2 separate regions of the Homo sapiens genome follow, and region 2 is linked to region 1. Evidence: read pairs that join two places in POLR2A ChIA-PET (ENCODE). Cell type or tissue: OCI-LY7. All regions are shown on one strand. Links, peaks and the distances in the headings refer to the core of each region. The heading gives the core; the rest is flanking DNA.

The links. Peaks named below come from ENCODE experiments on the same cell type or tissue, not always from the same donor. Only the 100,000 strongest peaks of a DNase experiment are listed, where the experiment ranks them.
Region 2: POLR2A ChIA-PET joins it to region 1 with 5 read pairs; 5 of 35 experiments call an interaction of 5 or more read pairs at or near these places.

Annotation. Positions count from the first base shown.
Region 1 is chr1:198,660,876-198,666,887 of GRCh38, forward strand. All of the region lies in intron 2 of PTPRC (protein tyrosine phosphatase receptor type C), which reads left to right. All of the region lies in intron 1 of PTPRC-AS1 (PTPRC antisense RNA 1), which reads right to left. Among named protein-coding and RNA genes, the nearest start is that of PTPRC-AS1, 3.3 kb to the right of the region's middle. In OCI-LY7, for the core only: no CTCF peak of the experiment used is centred there; DNase peaks (open chromatin) are centred at 3,586, 3,826 and 4,655; H3K4me3 peaks cover 2,197 bases; H3K27ac peaks cover 2,708 bases.
Region 2 is chr1:198,472,321-198,481,160 of GRCh38, forward strand. The region is part of intron 1 of LOC105371677 (a long non-coding RNA gene); the gene reads right to left. Among named protein-coding and RNA genes, the nearest start is that of ATP6V1G3, 64 kb to the right of the region's middle. In OCI-LY7, for the core only: no CTCF peak of the experiment used is centred there; no DNase peak of the experiment used is centred there.

The DNA.
Region 1 (6,012 bases), core at 2,004-6,003:
CATGCTTAGCTGCTAACTTTCACACCAGGCTTATGAGAACAGTATTTTCAGTAAGCTCTCTTTTCAATTCCTTTCACAATGGAGCTGCAGAATCTTTGAGTTGAAAGAAGCCTTAGAGGTGACTAGGATCAATGTATATATATCCCTCTTACCACACACACTCACTGAATATTTTCTAAAAACTACATTAAGAAAAAAAGAAAAGCCTAATTTAGTGCTGAACTGCTGAAATATTTTGAAATTTGTGGTTTCAAAATCTTAACACTGTTAATTGAAACCAATGTTTCTCATGCCTTTTAGTCTCTGGACTCCTTTTTAAACATTCTTAAACATAAACCTAATTTTTAGCATAATTGTGGAATATAAAGAGGTTTTGTCTATGTGGGTTATATATATTTATTGTAAAATAAACTAGATAGAATTTTAAAATATTTAATTATTTATTAAATAATAATAAATCAATATATTAATATAAATAGCACATATTGTATGAAAAACAACCAGATATTATAAAACAAAGATTTAATAGGAATAGTGTCACTTTTTTGCATTTTTACAAATCTTTTAAATGTCTGTCTGAATAATAGATAGCTGGATTCTCATATATGCTTTAATATTCTCTATCTGTTGTAATATTATATACCATATAGTTTCTGGAAACATTAATTTTCTACTAATGAGAGAATGAGAGAGAAGAAGAAAAATAACTTCTTAGTACTGTTAGGTAAATAATAATACTCATAACACTTAATTAATATTATTTTGACCTTGAAGAATCTTTAAAAGGTTCTTGGGGACTATCTTGAGTCTCCAGAAAACACTGAGAACCACTGATACGCCAACAAGATAAAATTCTTATCCTTACCGCAGCATGGAATAGGACCATACTTTCTTCCTTATAATAATACTTCAAGTATTTGAATGTATTTATTGTATTTTCATCTATACTATTATTTTTTAGGACAAAATAGACTTCTTTAAGTTTTCCGTATTTGACACATTATCTTGCTCCCTTCCCCACTACCTACCTCCGGTTAGCCTCCTCTGAATACTCTTGGATTTCAATTTCATTTATAATGTGTGATATTCTGGACTGGACACAGCACTTCAGGGACCTGGTATCTTGAATCAACAAAGACTTGTCTTCCAAACGATGGTGATTAAGAAGCCACCATGTCCAACTGGTCAGCCAGTTTTTATATTGTACAAATCAGCAATCTCAGAGTCAACCTAACCAGATTTAGGCAAGGCACTTCCATGATGTATTGATGTATTGGCTATTTTATTAATAGTAATATCAATAAAAATAATCATTAAGATAACTGATAATATTCAGGACTTCATATGTGCTAGATGCTATGTTTAATGCATACATTTATTCACTCTTCTAATTCTTAACAACTTTATAATGTATATGTATTTCTTATTCTTATTTTATAGATAAAGAATCTGAGGCATGGAAAATGTAGGCAATTTATTTGAGATTACAGAGCTAATAAGAGGCAGAGCCAATGTTTGATCTGAACAACTTGATTCTAGGATCATTTTGGCTGGGAATTTTCTGAGAGCTGTGTGTGTGTGTGTGTGTGTGTGTGTGTGTGTGAGAGTGTGTGTGTATAAACATGAGACCATATTAGTATATACACAAATGTCAATATATATTTTAAACTGGAATGTTTTAATAGAGTGGCTTATATGATAGAAATAAGAGAAATAGAGGAGGATGGAAAGGGACAAAAAAAGGGAAAAGTAATTAGGAATATTGAAAAACCTAAAATGTAGTTCTCTCCATATTCTGGATACTCCTGCCTTTTTCTTCCACTTTCCACACATTGACCAGTATTCCTTTCTCCTTTCCTAAAATAGTTTTACAGATACTATAGATACCCTTAGCTATTTGACAGTTATGTTTCTGTTCTTTTAACATGTCTGCTTCTATAACTGTCACACTTAAATGTTTTCATAGGAATCATGAAAACTATAGTTTTTCCTCCAACGTAAGGATCTCATATCACGCTTTCATTCTGAACTAACCATTCCCTCTCTGCAGTTGATGTAACTGTGCCATGTGACCATTGTACACATGTGGGAGGGAGGAGCTGAATTACGCCTGACCCCTGGCCAGAGCAAGAGCTACTGGCCAAAGGGGAGATTGAGCATCTGTGTTGTACTTCCCACGTCTCTTCACCTAGGAAGTGCAATAGATTTCTGACGAGTCTATGATTACCCACTGATGAATAAAGACAATCTCCCTGCACAATTGCACTGCAGGCAAGACTGAACTTATGACCACCACTTCTGTGTAATTTTGAATTTCTTAGACCTGAACCCTGCTGAGTACACCTGCTTCCCTCTATTCCTTGCTGAAGTTCATTCTTTTCAGTGCGTTAATGGAGCCAAACCAAGCTGGTGGTGGTAACAATTTGAATAATAATAGTCTTTAACTTTTTATCTTTTGAAAAATAGAATTCTCAGGAGCACTTTTAGCTATAAGATTCCTTCATCCAATTAAATAAGCTTTAAGCTTCATGAAAAGTGTAAAAGGGCACAGGTGCATTTGTGGAAATAGAAGGAAGCAATCTTGAGCCTGAATACATTGAGGTACTGGCAAGCTTCTGGAAGTAGTTGAAGAAGACTTCAGTTAGAAGCTTGGTCAAATGGACAAAGCCCTGACCTGGACATTGGAGACCTGTAGCCACCTTCTGAATCCACAGCTGACCTAGTGGCCTTGATATATAATATTGATTGCAGGATAGTTTTGTGATGGTTAAGATTGCAGGCTTTAATAACTAGATTTCTTGGATTTAAATCCCAACTCTGCCACTTACTGCTTTTCTCTGGGAAGAGTGATTAACCGCTTTGTGCCTCAGTTTCCTTATCTTTAAATGAAAATAATTTGAGTGCATACCTCACAGGTACTAAAGAATAAATGATTGGAAAATAAACATTATTGAATATATGTTAGTAATTATTATTTTCATTGTTATGCTATTATTATTTTTATTATTAATGTATGACATCATGTTACCTGCCTAACAACAGAGTATTGAGACAAAAGCAAAATATTTTTTCTATATTAATAATCATAATAAACACCACTAATGTTTCCAAACTATACTTTTTTTTAACCCTACATGCCTTTAGTTCATGGAAAGAAAAGTATGTTAAAGATGCTATGGGGGTGAAGAGAATGATAAATATTATTATTTAAGACAATGTTTGCTATAATTTTTATATATCAAATAAGTTTATATGTTCTCAGAAAATTGGTCTTTGAATAATTGAGGACAGTGTGGGTTTTTATTCTGTTTCTGGAAGGCGGTGCCTGTGGCTGTGAGAAATAAGGAACAGACCATCTTCCCACATTTGAGAGGGAACTATACAAAAATGGGAAAATATTTGTTTTAAATATCTTTTGGATGTGAATTTTGTCATAATTGCAAACTGTTTTGGCAGCAAAACGAATTATTTCGGTAGCAAGAAGAGACTTAACGATGCTATGTGGGAGAAAAACTAAGTCCCTACTATCTTTCTGAGAGCACGTCTCAGAGGACATGATGTGATCCTGTAAGTTTGTAGCAATCTTATTGTGCCCCAGTGCAGACACTCCTTCCTACTTCCCTGTAGAAAACAGAACTGTTTTTTTAAAATTCTTTCTCAACTACCATTTTTAATAGTCATGTTACTTGATGACAAAATCTGATACAGTGGCCTTTAATACTATATAGTGAATGATTTTTGAAAATTTGGAAAACTCTAACCGAAATATACCAGGAACTGCTCTCCTCTTCATCTCAGATGTCTACTTCCTCTTCAGACCTGTGTGTGAAGCTCTAGAATAGGCTGTTTGGGAAGACTACAAAATCTCCTCTCCGAGGTCCCTTATAACCCTGATAGTTGCTAGATTTGAAATCAAGGATTTATTCTCCCCCTGCCCTGAGCCTCTCCCTTATGTCCACATAGGCTCTAGCATTGGAAGAAATATTTTAAGATCTCTTTCTTTTTGACTTTGTGATACTCCCATATTAAAAATGGCTTATGACAGGAAAAGGACAAATATGCTATATTTTTTCCCTTAAGGCTAATGTTCTCGGGACTACCATGAAAAATCCAGGTATCCTAATCTGGAGGGTTACCCTTTGGATCTGAATGGGATTGGAGTCAGTACAAGGGGTGGGGAGTGTTTTTAGAACATCCCGGCAGCATTTTTTTTTTTTTTTTTTTTTTTTTTTGAGACGGAGTCTCGCTCTGTCGCCCAGGCTGGAGTGCAGTGGTGCAATCGCGGCTCACTGCAAGCTCCGCCTCCCGGGTTCACGCCATTCTCCTGCCTCAGCCTCCCGAGTAGGGGGGACTACAGGCGCCCGCCGCCACGCCTGGCTAATTTTTCTTTTTTTTTTTTTGTATTCTTAGTAGAGACGGGGTTTCACCGCCCTGCTGCCTTTTAAAGCAATTTAATACATGAGTTAAATATCATATTTTAAAAATAGATTTTATTTTTTATTATAATTTTGATGAATGCATTTTTGTCAAAGTTGTCAAAGTCAAGAAGTCATTATTGAGACCCTGAGGGTAAGGCAGGAGCCAAGTGAGAACAAGCAGATGTCAAAGATGGTGAAAAACTAGAACAGCCAGGTCCCCCAGGCATATACAGAGAAGTTTTGCAATGGCAGGTCCCCGTGGTTGTCTGACCCAGACTTCCACCTTGAGGTAACTGGGGTAACTATAACGATATTTTCATCCTGATCTCTTCATGCAGTTATATGTTTCCAAGAACAGATAAACTGTGAACTTAATACAAGTGTCTCCTTTCCTTGGATTCTCACCATCTGGGTGGTAAACATGACAGAAACATTCAAGTATGTTCAATGTAGTACATGGTAACAAATGCTTTAGCACAGACTAGGGAGCATGTCTGGCAACATGTTGGCAAATAATTAAATTGGCACATTCAGGATAAAATGAGAACATGGAAAAACAGAATATGATTCTCTTTCCAGCCCTGGAAAGACATCCCAAGTGTACGTATTGTTTATATTATGTTATTAGTATATCTTTACCAGCAAAGGGCAGGTCATCATCATTCAATATGCTCAAATACTCACATTTAAAGACATAGGCACTTTGAGAGGCCAAGGGGGGAGAATCACTTGAGCCTAAGAGTTCAAGACCGGCCTGGGCAACATGGCAAATCCCATCTCTACAAAAAATACAAAAATTAGCTGGGTATAGTGCCTGTGGTCCCAGCTACTTGAGAGGCTGAGGTGAAAAGATTGTTTGAGTCGAGGAAATGGATGCTGCAGTGAGCCATGGTCACACCACTGCACTCCAGCATTCTAGCCTGGGCAACAGAGCAAGACCCTGTCTCAAAAAAAAAAAAAAAAAAAAGAGAGATGTAGGGAGCATTGTGGACATCTATTCATGGAGGGTTAAACAATAGAATTAGACAACCATGTGTATGTGTGGAATCATGTGTTTTTTCCACACATGTAGGAAGGAGAAGGTAGGAACAATGAAAAGATTCTTTTAGTGATCATAGTGGCTCCAAAACAGATGCTTTGGTATATGTAATACCCATTTATCTTATAAAGAAAATAAAGAAATAATAAAAGCATTTGCTAACCATGTTAGATGCTATAGTAAATGTAAAAATAAAGGGTCTGTTAATCTATTAACTGAGCTTAATATATGATGTGATATAACAGCAGCCTTCAAATATGCGGAGGGCTATAACAGAGATCATGATGAACAGACTTTTATTCTGGCTTAGAAAGACTAGACACAGAAATTAAAGGCATAAATTACTCTACAAGCAAAGCAATCTTAACATAACACTCCTTTCAAGGTAGACTATGAATATTTCCACCAATAATATATTTATTAAAATAGATTCCTTTTCATTTGTCTTTTTAAGTTAAACATAATCTTGCTTGAATGAGGATGAGTATAAGATACCTCAGTCATGACCTTGTAGATCACTGCATCAGCCAGCTTTGTATTCAGCTATCAAACAAA
Region 2 (8,840 bases), core at 2,401-6,400, 190 kb before region 1:
CTTGGATGAGATCCAGTACTTTGCTGACTTCTGGCCTGCCCAGTGCAGTTTCAGTGGCGATGGCCACAGGGGTGCTTGGTGAGCCATCCCCCAGCTCCAGGCAGCTCAGCACACAGAGGGAACTGATGTTTGGTGGGAGAAAGTAAGGGAAGAGAACAAGAGTCTCTGCCTGGTATTCCAGGTAATTCTCCCAGATCTTAGCCAAGACAACCAAGGCAGTACTTCAACAAGTCTTCAAGAGCCACAGTGTTTCTGGGTTTGGGATGCCCCCTAATGCAGATATGGCTGCAGAGACCAAAAACTTAGATCACAACACTCGAGTCCCTTCTAATACCTAGAAAGTCTTCCCAAAAAAGATGGGTACAAACGAGCCCAGATTGCAAAGACAAAAATAAATACCTAACCCTTCAATGCCCAGACATTGACAAACACCCACAAATATCAAGACTATCCAGGAAAACATGACCTCACCAAATGAACTAAATAAGGCACCATTGACCAATCCTGGAGAGACAAGGATATGTGACCTTTCAGACAGATAATTTAAAATAGTTGTTTTGAGGAAATTCAATGAATCTTAAGATAACAGACAAAGAATTCAGAATCTTACCAGAGAAATTTAACAAAGAAATTGAACTAATTAAAAAGAATCAGGCAGAAATTCTGAAGTTGAAAAATGCAACTGACATACTGAATAACACATCAGAATTGCTTAACAGCAGAATTGGCCAAGAAAAAGAAAGAATTAGTGAGCTTGAAGGTAGGCTATTTGAAAATGCACAGTCAGAAGTGACAAAAAGAAAAAGGAATAAAAAAGAATGAAGGCTGCCTACAAGATGTAGAAAATAGCCTCAAAAGGGCAAATCTAACAGTTATTGGCCATAAAGAGGAAGTGGAGAGATAGATTGGGGTAGAAAGTTTATTCGAAAGGATAATAACAGAGAACTTCCCAAACCTAGAGAAATATATCAATATTCAAATACAAGGTTTATAGAACATCAAACATATTTAACCTAAATAAGACTGTACCTCAAGACATTTAATAATCAAACTCCCAAACGTCAAGGATAAAGAAAGTATCCCAACAGTAGCAATAGAAAAGAAACAAATAACATACAATGGAGTGCCAACAAAATAAAATCAAAAGGAAATAAAGACTTAAATCTAAGACCTTAAACTAAGACCTCAAACTAAGAGTAAATCTAAGACCTCCACAATATTTAAATTTTAGAAAACATTGAGGAATCTCTCCAGGATACTGGTCTGGGCAAAGGTTTCTTGAGTAATACTCCACAAGAATAGGTTATCAAAGCCAGAATTCACAAATGGGATCACATCAAGTTAAAAAGCTTTTGCACTGCGAAGGAAACGATCAACTAAGTGAAGAAACAACCCACAGAATGGGAGAAAATATTTACAGTCTATCCATCTGACAAGGAATTCTTTTACTTACTATTACACTTTAAGTTCTGGGGTACATGTGCAGAATGTGCAGTTTTGTTACATAGGTATACACGTGCCATGGTGGTTTGCTACACCCATCAACCCGTTACCTACATTAGGTTTTTCTCCTAATGCTATTCCTCCCCTGGCCCCCCACCTCCTGACAGGCCCCAGTGTGTGATGTTCCCCTCCTGTGTCCATGTGTTCTCATTGTTCAACTCCCATTTATGAATGAGAACATGCGGTGTTTGGTTTTCTGTTCTTGTGATAGTTTGCTGAGAATGATGGTTTCCAGCTTTATCCATGTCCCTGCAAAGGACAAGAACTCATCCTTTCTTATGGCTGTGTAGTATTCCATGGTGTATATGTGCCACATTTTCTTCCAGTCTATTATTGGTGGACATTTGTGTTGGTTTTAAGTCTTTGCTATTGTGAATAGTGCCGCAATAAACATACGTGTGCAGTGTGCATGTGTCTTCATACTAGAATGATTCATAATCCTTTGGGTATATACCCAGTAATGGGATTGCTGTGTCAAGTGGTATTTCTACCTCTAGATAATTGAGGAATCACCACACTGTCTTCCACAATGGTTGAACTAATTTACACTCCCACCAACAGTGTAAAAGTGTTCCTATTTCTCCACATCCTCTCCAGGAAAAAAGTCATTGTTTCCTGACTTTTTAATGATCGGCATTCTAACTGGTGTGAGATGGTATATCACTGTGGTTTTGATTTGCATTTCTCTAATGACAAGTGATGATGAGCATTTGTTCATGTGTCTGTTGGCTGCATAAATGTCTTCTTTTGAGAAGTGTCTGTTCATAACCTTTGCCCACTTTTTGATGGGGTTGTTTTTTTCTTGTAAATTTGTTTAAGTTCTTTGTAGACTCTGGATATTAGCCCTTTGTCAGATGGATAGATTGCAAAAATTTTCTCCCATTCTGTAGGTTGTCTGTTCACTCTGATGGTAGTTTCTTTTGCTGTGCAGAAGCTCTTTAGTTTAATTAGATCCCATTTGTCAATTTTGGCTTTTGTTGCCATTGCTTTTGGTGTTTTAGACATGAAGTCTTCGCCCATGCCTATGTCCTGAATGGTACTGCCTAGGTTTTTCTTCTAGGATTTTTATGGTTTTAGGTCTTAGGTTTAAGTCTTTAATCCATCTTAAGTTGATTTTTTGTATAAGGTGTAAGGAAGGGGTCCAGTTTCAGTTTTCTGCATATGGCTAGCCAGTTTTCCTAACACTATTTATTAAATAGGGAATGTTTTCCCCATTGCCTGCTTGTGTCAGGTTTGTCAAAGATCAGATGGTTGTAGATGTGTGGTGTTATTTCTGAGGCCTCTATTCTGTTCCATTGGTCTGTATCTCTGTTTTGTTACCAGTACCATGCTGTTTTGGTTACTGTAGCCTTGTAGTATAGTTTGAAGTCAGGTAGTGTGATGCCACCAGCTTTGTTCTTTTTGCTTAGGATTGTCTTGACTATGTGGGCTCTTTTTTGGTTACATACAAAGTTTAAAGTAGTTTTTTCCAATTCTGTGAAGAAAGTCAATGGTAGCTTGATGGGGATAGCATTGAATCTATAAATTACTTTGGGCAGTATGGCCATTTTCACAATATTGATTCTTCCTATCCATGAACATGGGTTGTTTTTCTATTTGTTTGTATCCTATCTTATTTCCTTGAGCAGTGGTTTGTAGTTCTCCTTGAAGAGTTCCTTCACATCCCTTGTAAGTTGTATTCCTAGGTATTTTATTCTCTTAGTAGCAATTGTGAATGGGAGTTCACTCATGATTTGGCTCTCTGTTTGTCTGTTATTGGTGTATAGGAATGCTTGTGATTTTTGCACACTGATTTTATATCCTGAGACTTTGCTGAAGTTGGTTATCAGCTTAAGGAGATGTTGGGCTGAGATGATGGGGTTTTCTAAAGATACAATCATGTCATCTGCAAACAGAGACAATTTGCCTTCCTCTCTCCCTATTTGAATACCCTTCATTTCTTCCTTTTGCCTGATTGTCCTGGACAGAACTTCCAATACTATATTGAACAGGAGTGGTGAGAGAGGGCATTCTTGTCTTGTGCTGGTTTATAAAGGGAATGCTTCCGGTTTTTGCCCATTCAGTATGATATTGACTGTGGGTTTGTCATAAATAGCTCTTATTATTTTGAGATATGTTCCATTGATACCTAGTTTATTGAGAGTTTTTAGCATGAAGGGTTGTTGAATTTTGTTGAAAGGTTTTCTGCCTCTCTTGAGATAATTATGTGGTTTTTGTCATTGGTTTTGTTTATATAATGTTTACGTTTATTGGTTTGTGTTTGTTGAAGCAGCCTTGCATGCCAGGGATGAAGCTGACTTGATCGTGGTGGATAAGCTTTTTGATGTGCTGCTGGGATTCAATTTGCCTGTATTTTATTAAGGATTTTTGCATCAGTGTTCTTCAGGGATATTGGCCTGAAATTTTCTTTTTTTGTTGTGTCCTGCCAGGTTTTGGTATTAGGATGATGCTGGCCTCATGAAATGAGTTAGGGAGGATTCCCTCCTTTTCTTTTGATTGGAATAGTTTCAGAAGGAATGGTACCAGCTCCTCTTTGTACCTCTGGTAGAATTTGGCTGTGAATCCATCTGGTCCTGGATTTTTTTGGTTGGTAAGCTATTAATTGCTGCCAATTCAGAACTTGTTATTGGTCTATTCAGGGATTTGACTTCTTTCTAGTTTAGTCTTGGGAGGGTGTATATGTCCAGGAATTTATCCATTTATTGTAGATTTAGGTGTTTATAGTATTCTCTGATGGTAGTTTGTATTTCTGCGAGATCGGTGGTGATAACCCCTTTAGCATTTTTTGTTGCATCTATTTGATTCTTCTCTCTTTTCTTCTTTATTAGTCTGGCTAGAGGTCTATTTTGTTGATCTTTTCAAAAAGCCAGTTCCTGGATTCATTGATTTTTTTTGAAGGGTTTTAAGTGTCTTTGTCTCCTTTAGTTCTGCTCTGTTCTTATTTATTTCTTGTCTTCTGCTGGCTTTTGAATTTGTTTGCCGTTGCTTCTCTAGTTCTTTTAATTGTGATGTTAGGGTGTCAATTTCAGATCTTCCCTGCTTTCTCTTGTGGGCATTCAGTGCTATAAATTTCCATCTACACACCTGCTTTAAATGTGTCCCAGAGATTCTGGTATGTTGTGTCTTTGTTCTCATTAGTTTCAAAGAACATCTTTATTTCTGCCTTCATTTCATTATTTACCCAGTGGTCATTCAGGAGCAGGTTGTTCAGTTTCCATGTAGTTGTGCAGTTTTGAGTGAGTTTCTTAATCCTGAGTTCTAGTTTGATTACACTGTGGTCTGAGAGACTGTTTGTTATAATTTCTGTGTTTTTTTTTGTTTTTTTTTTTATTTTTATTTTTTTTTGCATTTTCTGAGGAGTGTTTTACCTTCAATTATGTGGTCAATTTTAGAATAAGTGTGATTTGGTGCTGAGAAGAATGTATATTCTGTTCATTTGGGGTGGAGAATTCTGTAGATGTCTATTAGGTCTGCTTGGTCCAGAACTGAGTTCACGTCCTGAATATCCTTGTTAATTTTCTGTCTGATTGATCTGTCTAATATTGACAATGGGGTGTTAAAGTCTCCCACTATTATTGTATGGGAGTCTAAGTCTCTTTGTAGGTTTCTAAGAACTTGCTTTATGAATCTGGGTGCTCCTGTGTTGGGTGCATATTTATTTAGGATAGTTAGCTCTTCTTGTTGCATTGATCCCTTTACCATTATGTAATGCCCTTCTTTGTCTCTTTTGATCTTTGTTAGTTTAAAGTTTGTTTTTTCAGAGATTAGGATTGCAACTCTTGCTTTTTTTTGCTTTCCATTTGCTTGGTAAATATTCCTCCATCCTGACAAGGGATTCTTACCTGGAATATACAAGGAGCTCAAACAAGTCTACAGGAAAAAAATCAAATAATCTTATTAAATAATGGGCAAAAAATCATAATAAACACATCTCAAAAGAAAACATTCAAACAGAAAACAGGCATATGGAAAAGAGCTCAACATTACTGATCATCAGAGAAATGAAAATCAAAAGTACAATGAGATATCATTTCATCCCAGTAAAAATGGCTTTTATCAAAAGGATAAGCAATAATGAATAATGGGGCTGACGTGGAGAAAAGGGAACCCTCATACATTGTTGGTGGAATGTAAATTAGTACAACCACTATGGAGAACTGTATGGAGTTTCTTCAAAAATCTGAAGATAGAACTATTACATGTTCTAGCAATTCCACTACTGGATATTTATCCAAAGGAAATAAATCAGTATGTGGAAGAGATATCTGCACTCCCATGTTTATTGCAGCACCATTCGCACTAGCCAAGATTTGGAAGCAACCTACATGTTCATTGACAGAAACGTGGATAAAGTGGATAAAGAAAATGTGGTACATATACACAAGGGAGTACTTATTCAGCCATAAAAAGAATGAGATCCTGTCATTTGCAACAACATGGTTGGAACTGGAGGACATTATGTTAAGTGAAATAAGCTAGGCACAGAAAGACAAATTTTGCATGTTCTCAGTCATTTATGGGAGTAAATTTTAAAATAATTGAACTCATGCATATAGAGAGTAGAAAGAAGGTGATCAGAGGCTGGGAAGGGTAGTGGTTGGGGGTGGGAAGTGGGGGTGATTAACAGGTACAAAAATATAGTTAAATAGGATGAATAAACTTTAGTATTTGATAACACAACAGGGTGACTACAGTCAACAGTAAACCAACGTGCATTTTAAAATATAGAGCATAATTGGAATGTTTGTAACAAAGAGAAAGGATAAATGCTTGAGATGATGGATACTCCATTTACCCTGATGTGATTATTATGCATTGTATTCCTGTATCAAAATATGTCAGTTACCCCTTAAATATGTATGACTACTATGTATGCACAGAAATTTTTTACAAAATTAAATTTTAAAAAAGAACTCAAGCCAAGTAAACAGATTCAAGGAAACTTTAGTGAATTATTAGCTCTATGTAAGAGGACAATAGTCTAGTCTCTAAAATACCTTGTGAATTGAATGTAGAACAGAGAGTGGGTATTTTGAAAATAAGATATCATTAGGTCACTTTTTTGATAACTTTTATTTTAACTTTGGGGGTACATGTACAGGTTTGTTACATAGGTAAACTTGTGTCATGTGGGGTTGTTGTCCAGATTATTTAATCACTCAGGTATTAAGCCTAGTTCCCATTAGTTATTTTTCTTGATTCTTTTCCTTCTCCCACCCTCCACTCTCGGATAGGCTCCAGTGTGTGTTGTTCCCCTCTATGTGCCTATGTATTCTTATCATTTAGCTCCCACCTATAAGTGAGAACATGCAGTATTTGGCTTTCTGTTCTGACATTAGTTTGCTAAGAATAATGGCCTCCAGCTCCATTCATGTCCCTGCAAAAGACATGATCTTATTCTTTTTTATGGCAGCATAGTATTCCATACTACAGTATAACCTGTATGGAAGGACCATGAACCTAAAAATAATCATTTTATAAGTATAATCTGTAAGTTCACTCGCTAACTGTTCTTATCTCTGCACATTCAGGGCTGAAGTTAGAGTGATCATGAAAGATTTAAAGTTGTGATCTGGCGATTGCTTGAGTACTGGTCCTCGCTATCCCTGTTTCATGTAGTGTAACCTGGGTGAGTTGATTAACCTTTTTGTGCCTTGATTCCCTAATCTACAAAATAAGAATATCAATGATTTCTACTTCAAAGATCGTGGTGAAGATTAAATTAGATATCAATTAAAGTGTTTACACAGTGCCTGTCATATGGCAAGAGCTCAGTAAATATTAGCCAAAATAAATACCATAAATTCTGGTTAATGAATGTTATTAGAAGAAGAATCAACTATGAAAAAAACATACTTAGGGTTTAGAGTTAAAACCAAATAAAGTTTACTGGAGGTCTATGAATGCTTTTAATAATACTCATGCTTGTTTCTATAGGGCCTATGGGTAAGTGCCTGATATAAATGACACAGTCATGTTGATATGACCAAATTAAATACCTTTAGCTTTTCTTTTTTGGTCTCTGAAGCTTTTCCAACATCTTAACTCACTATCATGTGTAGTTTTTTTCATAATACAGTTCAATACTTTTTATAAACATACATGCAAATTAAGACAACAGCCTCAATGTGTTCCCAGCAGCCAATTTTCTTTTCCTTTCATTGTATTCATTGCATTTAAGACAGTAACCTGCTGAAATGGGTGCATACAAAGTATATTAGCCAATAACCATCTCTTCTCTGAAGGAGGGAGGTTAAAAGCAAGAAAAACTATTCCAAGGTAGGAATGTTGAGTTTTATTGCCACTACTTTGATTAACTTGGACTCTTGTAGAAAGAGTAGCTCTTGTAGTGAAGCAATTATTCCCCCTGATGGAAGGTGCTCATAAGTACCTCCCTAAGCAAAGTGGCACCTGTCCCGTGGAATGCCCCATACTAAGAAGAATACCAAAAGTGGAATCCAGACAACTGGGCTGTAGTTAAGCTTCTTTGCATGTGATCTCTGTAAGGAAGTGTTTCTCCACCTGTAAGATAGCATAAAAATTACTATATATCAGGGTTATCTGTGTCATCTAAAGACATATAAGTAAAATACTTGGTAAATTATAAATAATTATACAAATAGAAGGGATTAAATTATTGCAAATTTTTATTTTTACATAATGTTCACATTCCTTCTTTTTGTGACAAAACCTTGGTGTTGTAAAGCAAACAGGGAGAGCACTTTGGTAGGAGCAAGGTAAAGAGATGCTTGTTTGTCTAAGTGCCTTGCCATGTTTCACTTGGCTTCTGTCCTCCTTAGTGACAGAAACAATTTTTGGATAGGTAGTAAGTGGGTACCCTAAGGAAGCTGGCTGGGCATATGGCCAGATAAGTTTCAGCTGTGGAATGAAGCAAGTACATGGCTACTCAGTATATGTCTTTCATTTATTCACCCATTCACCTGCTTACTCACTCATCTATTCATTGATTTATTTATCTAGACATCATTCATCAAATATTTATTAAATACTAGCCCAGATGCTCGGGATCAGAGTGCTGACATATAAGATGGTTGTAATACATTGCTGAATTTGGGATTAAAAAATAGATCTAGTCTTTGCCCACTTTTTCACCATTCTCTCTCCCACCCCCTACCTACCCACCGCTGTCCCTGTCTCTCTCTGTTACAGCCATACACATCCTATTTCTATCACTTAATCATAGCACTCTTGTTCCTGACTGAGGAACTTTGCACTTCCTCTTACCCAGGTTTTCACCTGCTGAATCATTCCACCACTTAGGCTGTAGATCCAGACTCCCCTCTTTGGAGGCTTCTTTCCTTATTGCTCTAGCTAAA